2 separate regions of the Homo sapiens genome follow, and region 2 is linked to region 1. A link is a loop called in an ENCODE intact Hi-C map of the cell type or tissue named here. Cell type or tissue: mesothelial cell of epicardium. All regions are shown on one strand. Each heading gives the region's core, and the rest is flanking DNA. Links, peaks and the distances in the headings are about the cores only. Region 1 has its middle 20 kb from the start of HCG24. Region 2 holds the start of HLA-DPA1 (major histocompatibility complex, class II, DP alpha 1).

Region 1 (9,301 bases), core at 487-8,486:
CTTTTAGGACAAGAATTTACTATACAAGATCCTTTCTTATATAAAATCCCTTTATTTGTAACCTTCTTTCCATAGCTTAGAGTGCACCATTTACCAATCTTCAATAAAAAAGTCCTATCAAACTTAGTGATAGTAAAATTTTCATGCTTACTTCTTGTCTGTAACTATTACTCCTGCTATAAGCAAAACAAACTTGACCAAATCCTTCCTGCAATTATTAATTCTGTCATAAAGATGATAATTAGGCAAAATATTACAGGAATTAGAATTTTACAACCAGAATTCCACATTGTGGGTGCCACAGTATACAGTTCTATTGCAAATAACAGCATGATGATAACAATTCCCACAAAAGTGACGTAGTAAATAATTTCCATTTAAAACTTTACTTGCCAAGATATAATGTTTCCCTTTGGGGATTTACAAAGTAACAAATGCAGTCCCATGTATAATTAAAATCTCTCTGCAAATATGCATTAAAAAAAAGTTCTAATACTGAGCAGTGAATTTTGAGAGGAAAGGTAGAAATGATAAAGAGTACCTGGTGAGGTAGGATTGGCGCTAAGGCGAGTAGCCCTCACTCATTTACTTACCTTTTATGATTTTCAGCTTAAGATCTTCTATATCTCCACATTGATATTCAGGATGTTCCTCTGGGCTGTCAAAGGTTGCTCCCTCAGCTTTTCAGGCTTTGACTTGAGTGTGATATATTCAGAGGTTGATACTTGTAACTTTTACTGCTGGGGGGGTTGAAAGAAGAATTGTGTAGGGCCCTTCCCAGCCTGGCTTAGGGAAGGAGAGAGAGATGAGTTTTCACCAATACCAAATTTTCTGGTGGTCCAATTTCCTGGGGTTGGCCTTTGGCTAGTTGTGTCAATTTCTGTTGGAAGTGAGCTAGAGAGGTTACATTTTTAAACAACTTAGAGGTTTTCTGCCTGAAAACAATCTCTGAGCACACTGATGATAAGTTTTATCCTTTCCTATGTGAAAAAGCTTGGTGAAGGATTTTAAGGACTTTCCATTGACTGGAGGCCAGTAAATGGAGTTTGTCATCCTCAGGGCTGGAATACCCTTAAGAAGTGGCTTATTTTATTTCTGCAGGGGAATACTGAGGTTTAATTTCTTTTATGGAGGCTTCCGAGATTAAAAGGGCTTGAAGTGTGTTAATGCCTTGAGGCTTCCCTGCCGCCTGCTTAGCTCCCTGCTCAGCTAACCTATTTCCTTTGGCTACTTCATCTGTTCCTCTTTGATGTTCCCTATAATACATTACTGCTATTTTTCGTGAAAGGAAAACTGAGGATAATAACCTGTTAATTTCCTGGTGATATTTTATAGGAGATGCTTTAGTGGTAAAAGAATGTCTTTCCTTTTAAATAGCAGCATGAGCATGGAGAACTAAGAAAGCATACTTGGAGTCAGTGGAAATGTTAGCTATCTTTCCCCTGCTTAATTTAAGTGCACTTGCAAGAACTATTAGTTCAGCTAATTGAGTGCTTGTGTCTGGGGAGAGACATTAGAGTGACTATTGCTTGTCCTGCCTTATGTATTTCTTGCTTTACCTGCTGTTTGTTAGCTAAAGTCTCCCCTAGAGGACAGTAATCCTGCTACATTATGTGGGGTGTAAACAGTTAAATTATTTCCTAGGGTTAATTTGGAGGCTTTTTTGACTAGTAGAGCCACCGTGGCAATGGCTTGGAAGCATGTGTAAACAATAGGTCCTCCTAACTGCAATTAGGAGGTTGAGAAAAATATTGGAATAGAGTTTTTCCTGAGACACCCCTTACACTCACGCTATGGGAAGAAGAGAGGCCTGGATTAAAGAGGAGAAAAGAGAGAGAGACTGGCTCGAGTGTTTAGAAGGAGGTCTAGTTTCCTTCCTTCAATTTCCAGAATCACCTGGTGGCTCCCGTGCTGTAATGGCAGTTTGAGCCACTGGAGCTGGGGTTTGAGCCCCAGGACCCATCAGTCCTGCTGGACCATCTGTGAGACTGGTTCTGACTCCAGTGACCTCCGTCTCCGGGGGCAGTTTGATTTCCAGTGGTCTCCACCACAGGCTGGATAGGGTTGAGGTGGCTTCCTCTTGCTGTTTGGGCACTCCTTTTTAAAATGCCCTGGCTTGCCACACTGATAGCAACTAGCGGATGCACCTCAGAAATCTTGGACTTTGCAAGCTTGCAAAGCTGCTACTAGAGCCTCTGTCTTTCTCCTGAGCTTTCTCTCTTTCTGGGGGGCCTCCTCCTGGTCCCTATTATAAGTGGCCACCCTCAGGAGGTTCCCCAAGGTGCTATCTGGTCCTATAGCGTGCTTCTACAGTTTCCTTCTAATATCAAGAGCTGCCTGTGTAATAAACTTGTCTTTACAATGAGCCATCCCTTGACTGAATTAGGGGCTAAGGAAGTGTGCTCTATTAGTGCCTCTCTCAGCCTTTCCATAAAAGCTGCAGGATTCCCATCTGGCTTTTGGTCTATCATAGACAGTTGAGAGGAATTAAGAGGTCAGGCCTTAGTTCTTCATAGACCCTCTAATATGCATATTTTAAAAATGCTTCCATTTCTATTCATTTGCAGAGCTACTGGGGTCCCAGTTGGGGTTGTCGAGAGGAACTGCTTCCCTTCCTACTGGGAATGGTGTTTCTGTTATTTTTTTCACTTTCCCTATCTCTTTTCTTCCCTTTTGGTGTATTATAGGAGATATGTTGCTCATCTCCAAAATTATCTGCTGCCTGCAGAGCTGCCTGCTTTTCAACTGCGGTTAGAGTTTGGTTTAGGAGCAGCATAACATCCTTCCATGTGAGGTGAAACACCTGAGTTAAATTCTGGACAGCTTCTATATACCTATTGGGGTTATCAGAAAATTAGCATAAGTCTTCCTTTGTTTGCCTAAGGTCCTGTAATGAAAAGGGAGCTTGAGGTTGAAGGGGGCCAGCCCCTCCACACCTGTGGGTATTTCTCATCAGGTGGGACGAGAGACTGAGAAAAGAAATAAGACACAGAGACAAAGTATAGAGAAAGAACAGTGGGCCCAAGGGACCAGTGCTCAGCATACAGAGGACCTGTGCCGGCTCTGGTCTCTGAGTTCCCTCAGTATTTATTGATCACTATCTCTATCATCTCAGTGAGGGGGATGTGGCAGGACTATAGGGTAATGGTGGGGAGAGGGTCAGCAGGAAAACATGTGAGCAAAGGACTCTGTGTCATAAATAAGTTTAAGGAAAGGTGCTGTGCCTGGATGTGCACATAGGCCAGATTTATGTTTGACTTTACACAAACATCTCAGTGCAGTAAACAGCAGTATTACCACCAGCATGTCTCACCTCCAGCCATAAGGCGGCTTTCTCCTATCTCAGTAAATAGAATGTATGATCGGGTTTTACACCGAGACATTCCATTCCCAGGGATGAGCAGGAGACAGATGCCTTCCTCTTATCTCAACTGCAAAGAGGCCTTCCTCTTTCACTAATCCTCCTCAGCACAGACCCTTTATGGGAATCAGCCTTGGGGACGGTCAGGTCAGGTCCCTTCCCACAAGGCCATGTCTCAGGCTGTCTCTCTCAGTGGGGGGAACCCTTGGACAATACCCAGGCTTTCTTGGGCAGAGGTCCCTGCGGCCTTCCACAGTGCATTGTGTCCCTGGGTACTCGAGACTGGAGAATGGCAATGACTTTCACCAAGCATACTGCCTACAAACACATTTTTAACAAAGCACACCCTGCACAGCCCTAAATCCATTAAACCTTGAGTCAATACAGCACAGGTTTTCTGCGAGCACAGGGTTGGGGCTAGGGTTACAGATTAACAGCATGTCAAGGCAGAAGAATTTTCCTTAGTACAGATCAAAATGGAGTTTCTTATGTCTTCCTTTTTCTACATAGACACAGCAACAGTCTGATTTCTCTTTACTTCCCCCATATTGGCAACCCTAAATAAGGGGAATTCTCAGATGGTTCCCTTGGAAATTGCCTTTCTAATTCTGGGGGATTATTTTCTATAGGCCTACCTGATATGCCTATTTAAAAAGCTGGGCTGATCTTACAGTGCTTGCAAAGGTTTAGTAAAAAAGCCATGCCCTTGTGCAAAAGAAAATGAGTCACTTTTCTCTTCAAAGTCCTGAGGTTAAAGGAGTTCCAGTGTTTCAGAGTGCACTCCAGAGGGGTGCAAGCTGAAGCTGGTCTGTCACCCATCTAGAAAAAGAAGTGAGAATAAAAGTATCCTTTCGTCCCCATTCTTTCATTGTGACCCAGGGTGGAGGAGAAGACAGTGGAAGTGTCCTCCCTACTGTTTTCTCTCCTTGGTTCCTGGGTCCTGGCAACGTGTTAAATGTACCACCCATGGTTGTAGGCGTGGTCCTCCAAGCCGTGGAACTGGATAAACTAAGTGATGGGATTAACCATACTTTACCCACACAACCTTAGCTTATCCACCTTATGTGATCCCCTTTGACGTCCTAAATTTGTGTGATCTGCCTGGCTCCCAGAAAAATGGATCTCCAGAGAGACTATGTCATCTTTGGGTAGGCTCCTTTAACGGAGGCAGTGTGCTAGATTGCCTGCCATTACGGCCCATGCTAAGACATTTACCCTTAGCAAAATGGCTCTGGTTAACTTCCGAACCTAAAATCCCCTTGCTAATTAAGTACTATCCTAATTGGAGACGGAAATGAACGTAGGAACCTAATGGCTGTTTTTCCTGCTGATGAGACAGTATCAGAACTAAAATTTCACTACAGAGGACATTTTACTCCAAACTGTTGAAGACAGTGCTTTCTCGTTCACAGAAGAGGCTTTTCTAGCGGCACGAAAGAATTTGGAAGCGGCAGTGTTACGGTAAAAAACCGACAAGGTGCCTGATGAAGAGGATTTTTATTTCCACTAGGTGGTGCTGTTGGCTTAGCACTACCATGTGCTCGCCAGAGAGGATAGAGAGTAACAGTTACTGCCTGTGGCATTTGCCGATCTTCCCTAACAGGAGTGTTTCCCTGAACTGTAAAACTTCCCGCAAATTGCACACACAGAGAGAGAGGACAGGAGACATAGTGACCACGGATACAAAGGAAAGGAAAATTTTGCAACGGGTTAGCTGGAGATCCATTACCAACACCTGGACAGGCTGTCGGAGGCTGCGTTCAGTCCAGAAGCCTTTGAATAACACCAGGGTGTGCCCTGGCCAGAAATTTTCAGTTGCCCCAAGACTTTCCCAGCCTCATGCGATGGTGAAGTTCTCCATGAAAGGAAACTGGTATGAAGAGATTCTTGAGATTAAAGAACAGATTTGACGTTTGCTCTATACTCACCACTCCGATGTTTCTATCTTCCATTCTGATTTGGATCCCGGATGAGCTCCCAAAATGAAACAGCTCCACTGTCTAGGGTATATACCCTGGTTCTTTACCATAGCCGAAAAGAATTCACAGCACGGACACACACAAGGAGTGGGTTTAGGAGCGGAAAGTTTAATAGAAAAGAGGAGTGAGAGGAAAAGCTTCCTAATGCTGATAAGGCAGGTCACCCAAGAGAGGGTCTCCTGTTTCTGGTGGAAAGCAATTGGTTTTGTACAGAGGCTTGAGGAGGCAGTGATTGATTTACATAGGGCTCAGGGGATTGGTTTGACCAGGTGTGTCATTTACATAACCTGCAAAAAGACTGGCCTTCCCACCCTAGTATTTTATTATACAAATGCGGCCTCCACCTGGTGGCGGCCATGATACCTGTACACGTGCTTTAACCTGGAGGCTGCCTTGACACCTGTAAACGTAGAAGGGAAAGAGGGTGAGAATAGCCATATTGAATTACCTGACTTCCAGGAACAGCTGCCAGCATTTACATAAAAGCTTCTAGTTTGCATATCTATGCCTGAGTTTTCAGGCTGCTTTCTGTTAGAGAAAAAATGGCTTGGGGCTGCTTTTTATTAAAGGAAAATTCCACCCAGAACTTTTACCCTTTTTAGCTGCCTAAAAATAATCTCTTAATAACTCGTGTATTAATTTGGCCAAGAGAGAAATCCCGTGAAGGAGACCAAAAAGCACCAGTGAGCCTCTCACTAAACAAGGACCTTTGTCCTAGAGAAAGAGGAAAGAATGAAGGGGGAGGAGGAGGAGGCTCAGGAGGTCACACCATTGATCCCTCTGTTCCTGGGAAAGTGAAAGGAAGGTCATCTGATAAGAGGGAGAAGATGCACACATTGAGTAAGGATGAGGAGAGTGACATGGGTTTAGGAAAGTTGCTGGCGTAATTGGTTGAGAGAGGTGTCCAAATAAAAGTAATACAATTTGCAAAATCTGTCACTAAGACTTCATAGAGGCCCAAATCAGCGACATGGCAGCATTTTCTTTCATGGTAATCAGCTGCCAGATTGCAGAGACCCCCTGATGCCAGACTAAGGAGTGTGGATTTCTCCTCTAGGCCAGCAGGTCCCCAACCTCACTGCTCAGAAGACTCTCCTTGAGATCCTCTGTGAAGCAAAGATTCCCCCAGACTCACTGCCTAGAGATTCAGATTCCCTAGGTGGGGAGGTCTGGAGATCTGTGTTTTTAATCAGCTCCCAAGTGATTCCCATGTAACCAGATAAGTGTCAGAACACTGAAGATTTTTGAAAATCTTCAGAAATCTTAAAATGACAAGGCTGGAGGCCGGGCGCGGTGGCTCACGCCTGTAATCCCAGCACTTTGGGAGGCCGAGGCGGGTGGATCATGAGGTCAGGAGATCGAGACCATCCTGGCTAACAAGGTGAAACCCCGTCTCTACTAAAAATACAAAAAATTAGCCGGGCGCGGTGGCGGGCGCCTGTAGTCCCAGCTACTCGGGAGGCTGAGGCAGGAGAATGGCGTGAGCCCGGGAGGCGGAGCTTGCAGTGAGCCGAGATTGCGCCACTGCAGTCCGCAGTCCGGCCTGGGCGACAGAGCGAGACTCCGTCTCAAAAAAAAAAAAAAAAAAAAAAAAAAAAAATGACAAGGCTGGAAATCTGTTTTCAGAAGACTGTGAAGTCAGTTGGAGAGAGCAGGAACCAGAGGCAGGGAGATGAGATAAGAAACTGCTATTATTGTCCAGGGAAATCATAATAAGGGCATGAATTAGAATAAAGAAAAACACAGGGGTAGGGGAGACGGAGGAAAGAGGAGGATAGAAGTTCTGGCCATTCCAGTGTGGATGCCCACCCAAATCTAGAATTAACTGAGCAAAGGCAACTAGAACAAACAGGAATCCTTGCCTTGGTGAAATATATTTGAACTGGGTCAGAAATGAGGCCACTGGGTATCAAGCCTTAGCTGCAGCGCCCCCTGGAGGTCTCTGATGTGCTCCAGGCTGACCAGCTCCCGTCAAAGAAGATGGAGCAAAGTGCTTCTCATGGAATGTTCTGGGACCTTAAAACAGACAACCATATATCCCATGACTTTCATGCTTCCCAGGACACCTATGGGGAAGAAGTTCCACTTAATCTACAGTTGGGATTCAGACATGGGCTGACCAGTCTGATGGATGTTGAGTTTATGGAGGTGGTTGAAGTAGAACGAGAGCCAAGTGCCTCTGAAATAAAATCACATCGAGGGAAGAGGCTGTGAATGTGAATAATCCTGGACACAAGGCAAAAATGCCATAGGGAGTAAGGGTTGGGGGTTAGTTAAAGACTGTTCATTTACCTGGCCCAGGCCCATGTCAGTGTATTTGTGTTCTCAAGAACAGAGTAAATAAGGACCTAGAAGCTCTGATTTGGAACATTCCTGTAATTGAGCTGTTCTCTAGGGGCAGTTGGCCCTTTTCTGCCTTCTGTGGAGGAAAAGGGTACTAGTGGCTGAGGTCCAAAGGAAAAGCTGCAGGTGGTAGCGTGGAAATTGATCTGTAAGCGGCAGAAAAAGAGGGGGCAAAAATAGAGAGGTGCCAAGGCACAGCCAACACCTGGTTATCTGAGAACCTCAATGGATGTGACAACACAGTGCAGAGGAGGAACTTAGGGAAAAGGATGGGATTTCTACTATTTAAGCATGTAGGGGCTCAGGATATTATGTAAATAGGACGATTTTGAGTGTTTGTAGGCGAGGCCAAAAAATCCATAGGTTACTTGCAGAATAAGTCACGTCAAGCTCACTTTATTTTCTTGATATATTTATGAAATATAGTTATTGGATTAATAGACCATGAGAATGTTGTTTATATATATATTAATTTCAAGAAATCATTTGAGCAAATTTTTCATCTTTTGCATCAGGATAGAGCACTCAAAAGATAAGGTAGTGTCGCTGCTGATTAAATATTCTTTGTCCAAAGGCTGTTAATCAGTGGCTGATAGATAAGATTTCTTTTAAATGTGCTACAAACTGGTAAGTTTGTGTGCCTCCTATTCTTCTCAATACTATTTCTATAGTTTCAATACTCCCCTTATCTGCTGACCTAATCACATCATTCCTACTTTTTTTTTTTTTTTTTTTTTTTTTTTTGAGATGGAGTTTCACTCTTGTTGTCCAGGCTGGAGTGCAATGGTGGGATCTTAGCTCATGCAACCTCTGCCTCCGGGGTTCAAGCGATTCTCCTGCCTCAGCCTCCTGAGTAGCTGGGATTACAGGCATGCACCACCACACCCAGCTAATTTTGTATTTTTAGTAGAGACAGGGTTTCTCCATGTTAGTCAGGCTGGTCTCGAACCACCTGCCTCAGCCTCCCAAAGTGCTGGGATTACAGGTGTAAGCCACTGCGCCTGGCCATCATTCCTATTTTCAACATCTAGAAATCAATTCCATAATGAGCATGTCTAAGAAATAATAATCTCAAATGCTATTCCACTTTTCCACTTCGCCACTCCTAGTCCAGCCTAGGGTGAACATCTCCCCTCCAAGAAGGAGCCCCAGCAGCACCACGACCTGCTTGTCTACCACGTGACAGATTTCTACCCAGACAGCATTCAAGTCCGATGCTTCCTGAATGGACAGGAGGAAACAGCTGGGGTCGTGTCCACCAACCTGATCCGTAATGGAGACTGGACCTTCCAGATCCTGGAGATGCTGGAAATGACCCCCCAGCAGGGAAACATCTACACCTGCCAAGTGGAGCACCCCAGCCTGGACAGTCCTGTCACCGTGGAGTGGAGTGAGGGTCTGATGACCCTCTAGACTCCACCTCTGAAGAGCAGGGGACTCTCTGGCTCTGGGGTCCACTCATCTGGTTTTATGTGTCTATACCCTGGGACCATGTCCGACCCCATTTTTCTTCTATAGAAGACACTGAGTGTAGTTTTAACCTGGGGACAATGGAGACTTGCCTGCCCCCGGCCTAGGAGGTCCTAAGGATTCATAGTTCCTCTCCTTGTCCAAGAAT
Region 2 (8,000 bases), core at 1-8,000, 51 kb before region 1:
GAAGGTTATGGACCAGTTAATTGGATGTTAGGACGAGGAGAGGACTGAGACCCAGCCAGTGCGGAAAGCTGGTGCAGAGGACACCAGGTCTTTGGAATAGAGGATGCCAGGAGATTATGGAGAGAAAAGCAGTTGCATACCCCAGTGCTTGAGGAGCGGCTGGTCCAAGCCCCAGTGCTCCACCCTGCAGTCATAGAAGTCCTCTGCTGAGGGCACAAAGGTCAGGTAATGGAACTTGTGGAAGCTGTAATCTGTTCTGGGCAGGAAGAGGCTCTCAGCGACACCCTCAGTGACCAGCTCCCCGTTGCACAGCCACGTGACGTTGAGCACTGGTGGGAAGAACTTGTCAATGTGGCAGATGAGGGTGTTGGGCTGGCCCAGCTCCACAGGCTCCTTGGGAAACACGGTCACCTCAGGGGGATCTGGAAGGAGACAGCACCAGGTTAGGCCCCTCTTCTGGGATGAATCACAAAGGCTCCACCTCTTAGGGGAGGGTGGTCCTCTACCTCAGCCTTAGATTTTATGGCAGCTCTGAATCACAGAGAGGGGTATCACACCACTGACCAGCCTCACTCTGCTCACCTTTCTCTCTCCTGAGAAGAGAGGATGCAAGCCCTTGCTGTAGTGGGATCAGCCCATGGCCACTAGGGGAAGAGGATCACACAGCAGGGGGCACTTAGGCTTCCTAGTCTGAGGGTGGCAGAGAGGCCCTCTCATCCCTTCCAGTTGGGCTACAGAGGAAGAGGCAAAGATAGGGCGTACCGTTGGTGGCCTGAGTGTGGTTGGAACGCTGGATCAAGGTATTCAAGTTGTTGTTCAATATAGCAATGTTAGCCAGCCCGCCCTGAGCCTCAAAGGAAAAGGCTTGGCCAAACTCCTCCAGATGCCAGACGGTCTCCTTCTTGTCCAGATCCACATAGAACATCTCATCTTCATCAAATTCAAACATAAACTCCCCTGTTGGTCTATGCGTCTGTACAAACGCGGCATAAGTTGACACATGGTCCGCTGCATAAAGACAGTAGAGAAAAACACGACAAAATGTCAGTTTGAATATGCAAGTGGTCAAAGCTAGAGAATGAATAAAGACTTATGAATATAAAAAGGAAGAAGGTAAGAGGTCAAAGGAAGGACATATGGGGAAGAAGAAGGAGCAACACCATAAAGGAAATAATACAGAGCAGATGAGCAGTTATAAAAAGAAAGGAGCAAAGAACAAAATGAAAAGTTTATCACTGATAAGTCAAGCTGCTTCCTGGTCTTTGAAAGTCTGGGCATCCTGACCCTACACAATAGTAATAGTAACAATGACAGCTAACATTTGTTGAGCACTTACTTGTGCCAGGCATCCTTCTAAATACTTTACATATTTCACTCGCTGAATTGTCACAATAACCCTATGAAGCAAATACATATCATACATTTTACAGGTAAGGAAATGCAGGGAAGTTACATATTAATAACTTGCTAAGGTCATACGGCTACTGGCGGAACTAGTAGAGAGGTTTTCTCTCCCATTAAGATCTTAATTTTTCTATGACACAGATGTAAAATTGTTTTTAGAGTCATGGGGGTGGGGGAATGGACATTTTCTTTTTCTTATTATAGAAAAGGTAGAAAAAAATACAAAATTGAGAGGAAGAAGAAAATATCCTTCAAATTTTAGGGCTCTTGACAGTTTTAAAGTTTCTGTCTTAGTTTATGAACATGAAACTGTAGAATGTATAGCTTTGTTGATAATATTTTTCATTTGGGGCATATAAATTCAAAAGTACAGTACAGTTATTTTGGCATTTGTTCCAAACTTTTGTTTCCTTTTTAAAAATATTTCAACATTTATTTTATGTTCAGGAGTACATGTGCAGGTTTGTTGTATAGGTAAACTCATGACTTGGGGGTTTAGTGTACAGATTATTTCATCACACAGGTACTAAGCATTCTAAACTTTTCTTACATTTATATTTTGATTTTTGTTTTAGAGGCCAACTAGAAATTATTGCTGAGTTTGGAACACCTGTAGGATTTAATTTATTTTGTTTCTTAGTCTTTATTAGTTTGTAAGAATTAGCAAAGATAAGAGGATAAAAGCAACTATTATCATGAAAGAAAACGATGAATGTGTATGTGAAAGTCTGGGTTTAGAATGATAAATGCATCAGAGTGAGAAGGAACTACGGGACTCTTCTGCTCTCACCTCCCAACTCACAGATTTCCCTGTGAGTTTTCAGCCCTGACATGTGGGGACCCAGTCTGTGCTTGGCCACTTACAGTGACAGGAGAATGACTCCTTGCCACTGTAATTGTAAGTGTCTAGAGGGTATGACCTGTGTCTTATTTTTCACTGAGAATGACTCCCTGACACAGTAAGTGGCCAAGCAAAGAGTGGTATTTGAAACTAAACAAAACAAATCCTATAGGTATTTCACTAGGAAACTTAGCTTGCTCCTCAGTTTAAAGGACTCAAAGGACTCATCAGGAAAAAGAGGGTAAAATAAAAAGACACAAAGTCCTCTAGCAGTTATTGGAAACTCATCTTCTTAATACATGAATGTCCCTTGTACTTTTTAAAATGCTTTTTAAAAAACACTTTCACAAGTTCTGCAGTCCAAAGATCAGCCAGCTATGGAACAGATTATTTTTCTTCAAAATATCATTTCCATTCAGACAAAAATATGTATTAAAAGACTACTATATGTCAAACACTGTTAGATGCTAAATACCCAAATAAAAATAATACATACGTCCTGTTCTGCAGACGCGTATAAGTCACAGAAGGAAACACAAGTGACAGGACAACAGCAGGTTCAGAAGGATAAGTGCAGATACGTAGGTATACACAAGATGCGACCAAACAGCACATCAGGGAAGGCTTCCTGGGGAACAGATGGCTTCAATGTAGGCATTCAGAAAACAGGGCAAAAGCCACTTCTCTCAGGGAAGACAGCCTGACCGGGAGAAGATACTGAGTTTACTGTGGGGCTATTGCACTTAGAAGACCTGAAAGTCATCTAAGGAGAAATAATACATAGATATTTGTGGATTATGGGTGGTCTCAGGAGAGGAATTTAGGCCATAGAACTGAGAGTCATTAGTGGCAGGTGCAGGTTAAATAAGATTTTCCAGGAAGAGTGCCAAAAATCAGAATTGCCGAGATCTCAGGGTATAATGAGAGAACATGATAGTTAAGAGGTGGTTTAAAAGATGATAAGGAGGATCCAGGTAAACAGGAGAAAAATAAGGACAGGGTAGTTCATCAGAAAGAAGTGGATTATAGTGCAAATGTTATTAGTAACTCAAGTCAGAGGCACTGAGAAGAACCCACTGAATTTGACCTTCTGTAGAGGTTCCTGATGGCCAAGATGAGAGGATCCTCAGGGATGTACCAGAGACAAGTCAGAAGCTTAGCTCCACGTGTGAGGACACAAAGAAAGTGTCTCTGGGACAGGATGCAGACTGAAGGCAAGGTTGTTTTTTATCAGTTGGTTTGCACTTATGTTTTTAAGGTAAATGACATGTTTAAATGTTAAGAGACTGGGCAGGGAAGCCCTGAAGAGACAGCTGAGCTCATTAGGAATTTCTACCAAGAATACTAAAAAGTATTTGCATCTATGAAGAGAAGCCTATTGTGGTGTTTATTATAACATAACATTAGAAATAACTCAGGTGACCGCGAACAGGGCAATAGATACTTCTGGTTCTACCCAGCCTGACCTCCTCTTTATTCTACACATCTTAAATAAAACTGTCTGAAGCCAGTGTGCATCTTGTACGTTATGGATTCTAACCTTCCCCATCACTAGATTTTGGAATGACAGCATCATGCACAGGCTTGATGTCATTCTCCCTGATTTCAGCTACAGGAAAAAGGAGCATTCACTACGGTCCATCTCTGGCTGAGTCCTTGCAGCTATCAAAAGTCTAGGCCTCCCTTGCAGTCCTGAATCTCTCAGAACCCGAATCACAAGGCTATCAAGACCATGCAACCCTGCTGTCTTGAGAGAGGAAAGCTTGTGACCACCCACAAAGACCCAGGAAGAGCCCTAGGGTCCTAGAAGAGAGGGAGGATACAGAAACACTCTTTGCACTTCGTCTCCTAATGCAGAGTCCATAGCTCGGAGTTCCTGTAAAGCAGCCACAAAAGATAGAGGCTGGGGATCCCAGAGAGATAGGAGGGCCCTGATAGTAGGTCACTGTGTGCAGGAATCTGGGGAAGGCAGTGTATGACCCTCAGAGCTGGGTCTGGACTTCAAACTTGGCTCGTTGATCTGCTGTGTAACCTTGGAAAACTTATTCATCTTTTTGAGCTTCAGTTTTTTCAAAATAATTTCTAAATAAAAGGAATAATTTCTAAATGAATGGAATATTATCTTCATTGAAGATTCCTGTGAGATGTAAATGGGGAAAGAAACTATGCAGGAGTCTCATAAATTCTGGCTGTTATTGCTGTTATTATTATGAGGGCCAGAGGGAACATAGACTATGAGGACCAGATAGATCAATGAGCCCCTAAAATCTGTGATCCCTGAAGCAGCAATTGATGTGAACCACCCCATCACTCACCCCGACGCTCCTGCGTCCTCCTGAGCACTCACCCTTGATGGCCCCAGCTCCTCGGAGACTCAGCAGGAAAGCCAAGGAGAGGGCTCTCAAGATCACAGCTCTGATATGGAACATTCTGTCTTCAGGGCGCATGTTGTGGGGTCTATAATTGATGACTGTGAGCACAGGAACAGTGATGAGGAACTGAGGCCGAGTGGAGGCAGATGAGACTGAAACTGTGGGCCTCTAGCACTGGAAATGGGTGGAGAGGAATCAGCATGGCTGGGATTCACCTATCAGAGAAATCATAGAGCTGACATTCTCTGTTGCTGGGTAAAGAGGACGCTGGAAGGTGCTGGGGAAGAGATGGGAGAATTTTAGGTACCAGCGTGGTCAAGAGAGCTCCAGTTCACAGTTCATTTTCAGAGTTAGAGAAAGAGATGTAAAAAGATAAGTTACACCTTCTTCTGACGGCAAATGTTTTCCATTATGTTCCTTCTCCCGAGCCCCACCCCCATCCCAGACAGTCAGATGATCTTTGATGTTTTTTGGTCACTATATTTTAAATCATGTTTTATGTTATGTTGTCAATATTTTACAAAAATATTCTGCTGATAATTAAGAATGAATGTGCTATCTAATAAAATATATAATTAATCTTTCTTTCAGGTCCACCTCCCTGAGATACCTCCTTTTTATTTAATCATTTCTGCAGAAGTGTTATAATTTCTATTTAGAGGTTTTAATTAACTTGAATGAAGTTGATCTTTAATTGTTTATCTATTCCTGGTTACCTTTGTTAGTGAAATTTCTAGATAATTTTTATTTTTCAGATTTCTTAGTATTTGATTTTTCCTGGTATTTAAACAGTGTAATAACATTTTTATCTTTAAATTACTAGTCTTGTTATTTCATTTTCATATAAGAATACCCAGGACAGCATTACCTGTGGTAACAATGTGCGCCCATATTTTGATCTTGTTTTTAAGAAGGGTTTCTCTAATGTTTTTCTGTTACAGGTAATGTTAATTTTTTATTTTATATTCTCTTTACCATATTTAAGAAATACTTTTCTAGTCTCATTTTAAATATTTCAATTTTGAGCTATTTATTTGATACTCATAGAGAAGGTCACAAAACATTTACTATTTAATGTAATGATGAAGTACATATATTACGTTAATATTTTATCTTATTTGTGGTAGCCTTACCTTGCATAAATAATAATTACTAACAGATTAGGACATGAGAGATTCTGTTATTAGTGCTTTGCATGCATTACCTCATTTAAACCTCATATTAAACCTGAGGGAGGTATTATTAATGTCTACTGTAAAAATAAATTACCTGAGACATCGAGGAAGTATTTGTCTAATTATCTATGGCAGGTAAATGACAAGGAGAAAAGTCCCACCCAGGCAGTTACTAAAAAAACTGAGTTTTTCTCCACAATCCTCTCCTGGCCCCTTAATCCTACTAGACACCTTCTACTACATAATTATTTTCTTCTCTTGCATTTTACATGCTAGCCTTCTATTTACATTTTAATATTGATTTAAAGAAATGATGCCAATTTGATTTTTTTTGAAATTAGAATTGGTGGTCCAACAGGATCACATTTATAAGTGTCTAAAGTAAGAAGTAATGTTCTTTGAAAGTTTGTAAAAATATTCACTCTAAACAAAATAGAATCAGATGCTTTGAAGGAGGTGGGGTCTTTGATGATTTTTTTTCACTTTCTTCCTTATTTACCAGTCAATTTATATTCTCTATGGACTTTATTTTTCCAAAGCAATTTCAGACCTATTGATCTCATTTGATCTTAAGAGCTTTGCTATAAGGCAGGTTATATCATCCCCATATTGAAGACAAGGAATCGAAGTCCAAGAGAGGCAGTGTCGTTAAAGCTGCATATTTACATGGTAGGGTAGGTGGTGTGTCCACGCTCCCAGTGTAAGGTCCCTAGACTGAGCCCTCCTGACCCTGATGACAGTCCTGTGGAAGAACCTGGTAACTCCTGCACATCGCAGGACTCACAGACCTCTGGGAGAAAGTAAATATGAATGGGTGCTAATCTTAAACACACCCTTGGACAAAGGCAAGACAGACAGACTCAGACCTCATTTGAGTTCTGAGATGGGTACTCTAATCCCTCTAAGTCATGCCACTGAATGACCTTTTACACACTAAGATAGCACTTTTTCCACAACAGACCATGTCCTGTGGGTGTGTGAGGTGTGGCAGAATTGGGGAAATGATAATCCCTGTAGATGGGCCAGCAGAATATTTGAGATCACCTTCAGAGCAAAGAAAACGCATAATCTCCCCAAACATCATGACTTATCTGACTGGTTAAAATGAGTATCACTGTCTTTCCTCCGTCATCTTAAGTGCATCACAGGCTTTATATTTTCAGACCTTTCATACTAACTTTCTGCCTAGTGAGCAATGACTCATACAAAGCTCAGTGTCCATTGGTTCTTTTCTCAGACTCTGTCCAATCCCAGGGTCACAGAAGACTACTTGGGTTCATGGTCTCTAATATTTCAAACAGGAGCTCCCTTTAGCGAGTCCTTCTTTTCCTGACTGCAGCTCTTTTCATTTTGCCATCCTTTTCCAGCTCCATGATGGTTCTGCAGGTTTCTGCGGCCCCCCGGACAGTGGCTCTGACGGCGTTACTGATGGTGCTGCTCACATCTGTGGTCCAGGGCAGGGCCACTCCAGGTAAGAGCCGAACTGCCATTCTTGGAGGGTCTGGCTCAGGGAACAATTCCTAGGGGACGTTATCTTTAAGGGATCAAATTCTGAGACAGGCTGCGGGGGCTCCTGCCCTAAGGCAGTGTCCTCTCTTCCCAGCTAGAGAAAGAGGTTCATCCCCTATAGGATAGCTTGCTACCCTACTGGCCTATTCTCTCTCCAAGGACATGGGTACAGTAAACAGAGAGAGGTGCCCAGTGGTCAGTGTCTTTGGGGAAAATGGGACCAAGAGGTCCTGGATAACCTTGGACAGACAAGGTTTGCAGAGAGAGAAGTTGGCAAGTGCAGGCTCCTGGGCGTGTTCATGTCTGCATCCAGCCTGGAGGGGACTCAGGCAGAGAGCCCTAAGCTGGAGTGTCCAGGCTCTGAGGATCACTGAGGATTCAGTGCTCACGAAGAATGCCTCTTATTCCCCAGGGTGGAGCAGGAGCCCACATCCCTTGGACAATTAAGGAGAGAAGGGAGGGAGGGGGATAGGTTTTAGCCCCTGAAGGCATTCTCATTAAAGGTACTTCTCCCAGCCTCCCCAGAACTTGGTTAGGGTACTAGAGTGGGTTGCGACTTGTAGGAAGAATGAGATGAGGTTGTGTGGGTGCATGACAGGGATTGAGTGTAGGTTATCAGACAGCCAAGGAAGCAGTAACCAAGTGAAAAATCTCTTCTTCCTGCTGCCTCCCTGTGGCTGGTGTAATATTATGGCATCT

The links. Peaks named below come from ENCODE experiments on the same cell type or tissue, not always from the same donor. Only the 100,000 strongest peaks of a DNase experiment are listed, where the experiment ranks them.
Region 2: a loop joins it to region 1, with 25 times the contacts of the local background. A loop is called at or near these places in 4 of 110 quality-filtered maps.

What each region holds. Positions count from the first base shown.
Region 1 is chr6:33,119,026-33,128,326 of GRCh38, forward strand. It overlaps the pseudogene HLA-DPB2. Among named protein-coding and RNA genes, the nearest start is that of HCG24, 20 kb to the right of the region's middle. In mesothelial cell of epicardium, for the core only: CTCF peaks have their summits at 4,870 (motif pointing right) and 7,230 (motif pointing left); a DNase peak (open chromatin) is centred at 7,270.
Region 2 is chr6:33,068,879-33,076,878 of GRCh38, forward strand. HLA-DPA1 (major histocompatibility complex, class II, DP alpha 1) reads right to left here and starts at 4,771. Exons shown (of 5, transcript NM_033554.4): 1 at 4,593-4,771; 2 at 763-1,008; 3 at 141-422. The coding sequence starts at 4,692. HLA-DPB1 (major histocompatibility complex, class II, DP beta 1) reads left to right here and starts at 7,112. Exons shown (of 6, transcript NM_002121.6): 1 at 7,112-7,263. The coding sequence starts at 7,164. In mesothelial cell of epicardium, for the core only: no CTCF peak of the experiment used is centred there; no DNase peak of the experiment used is centred there.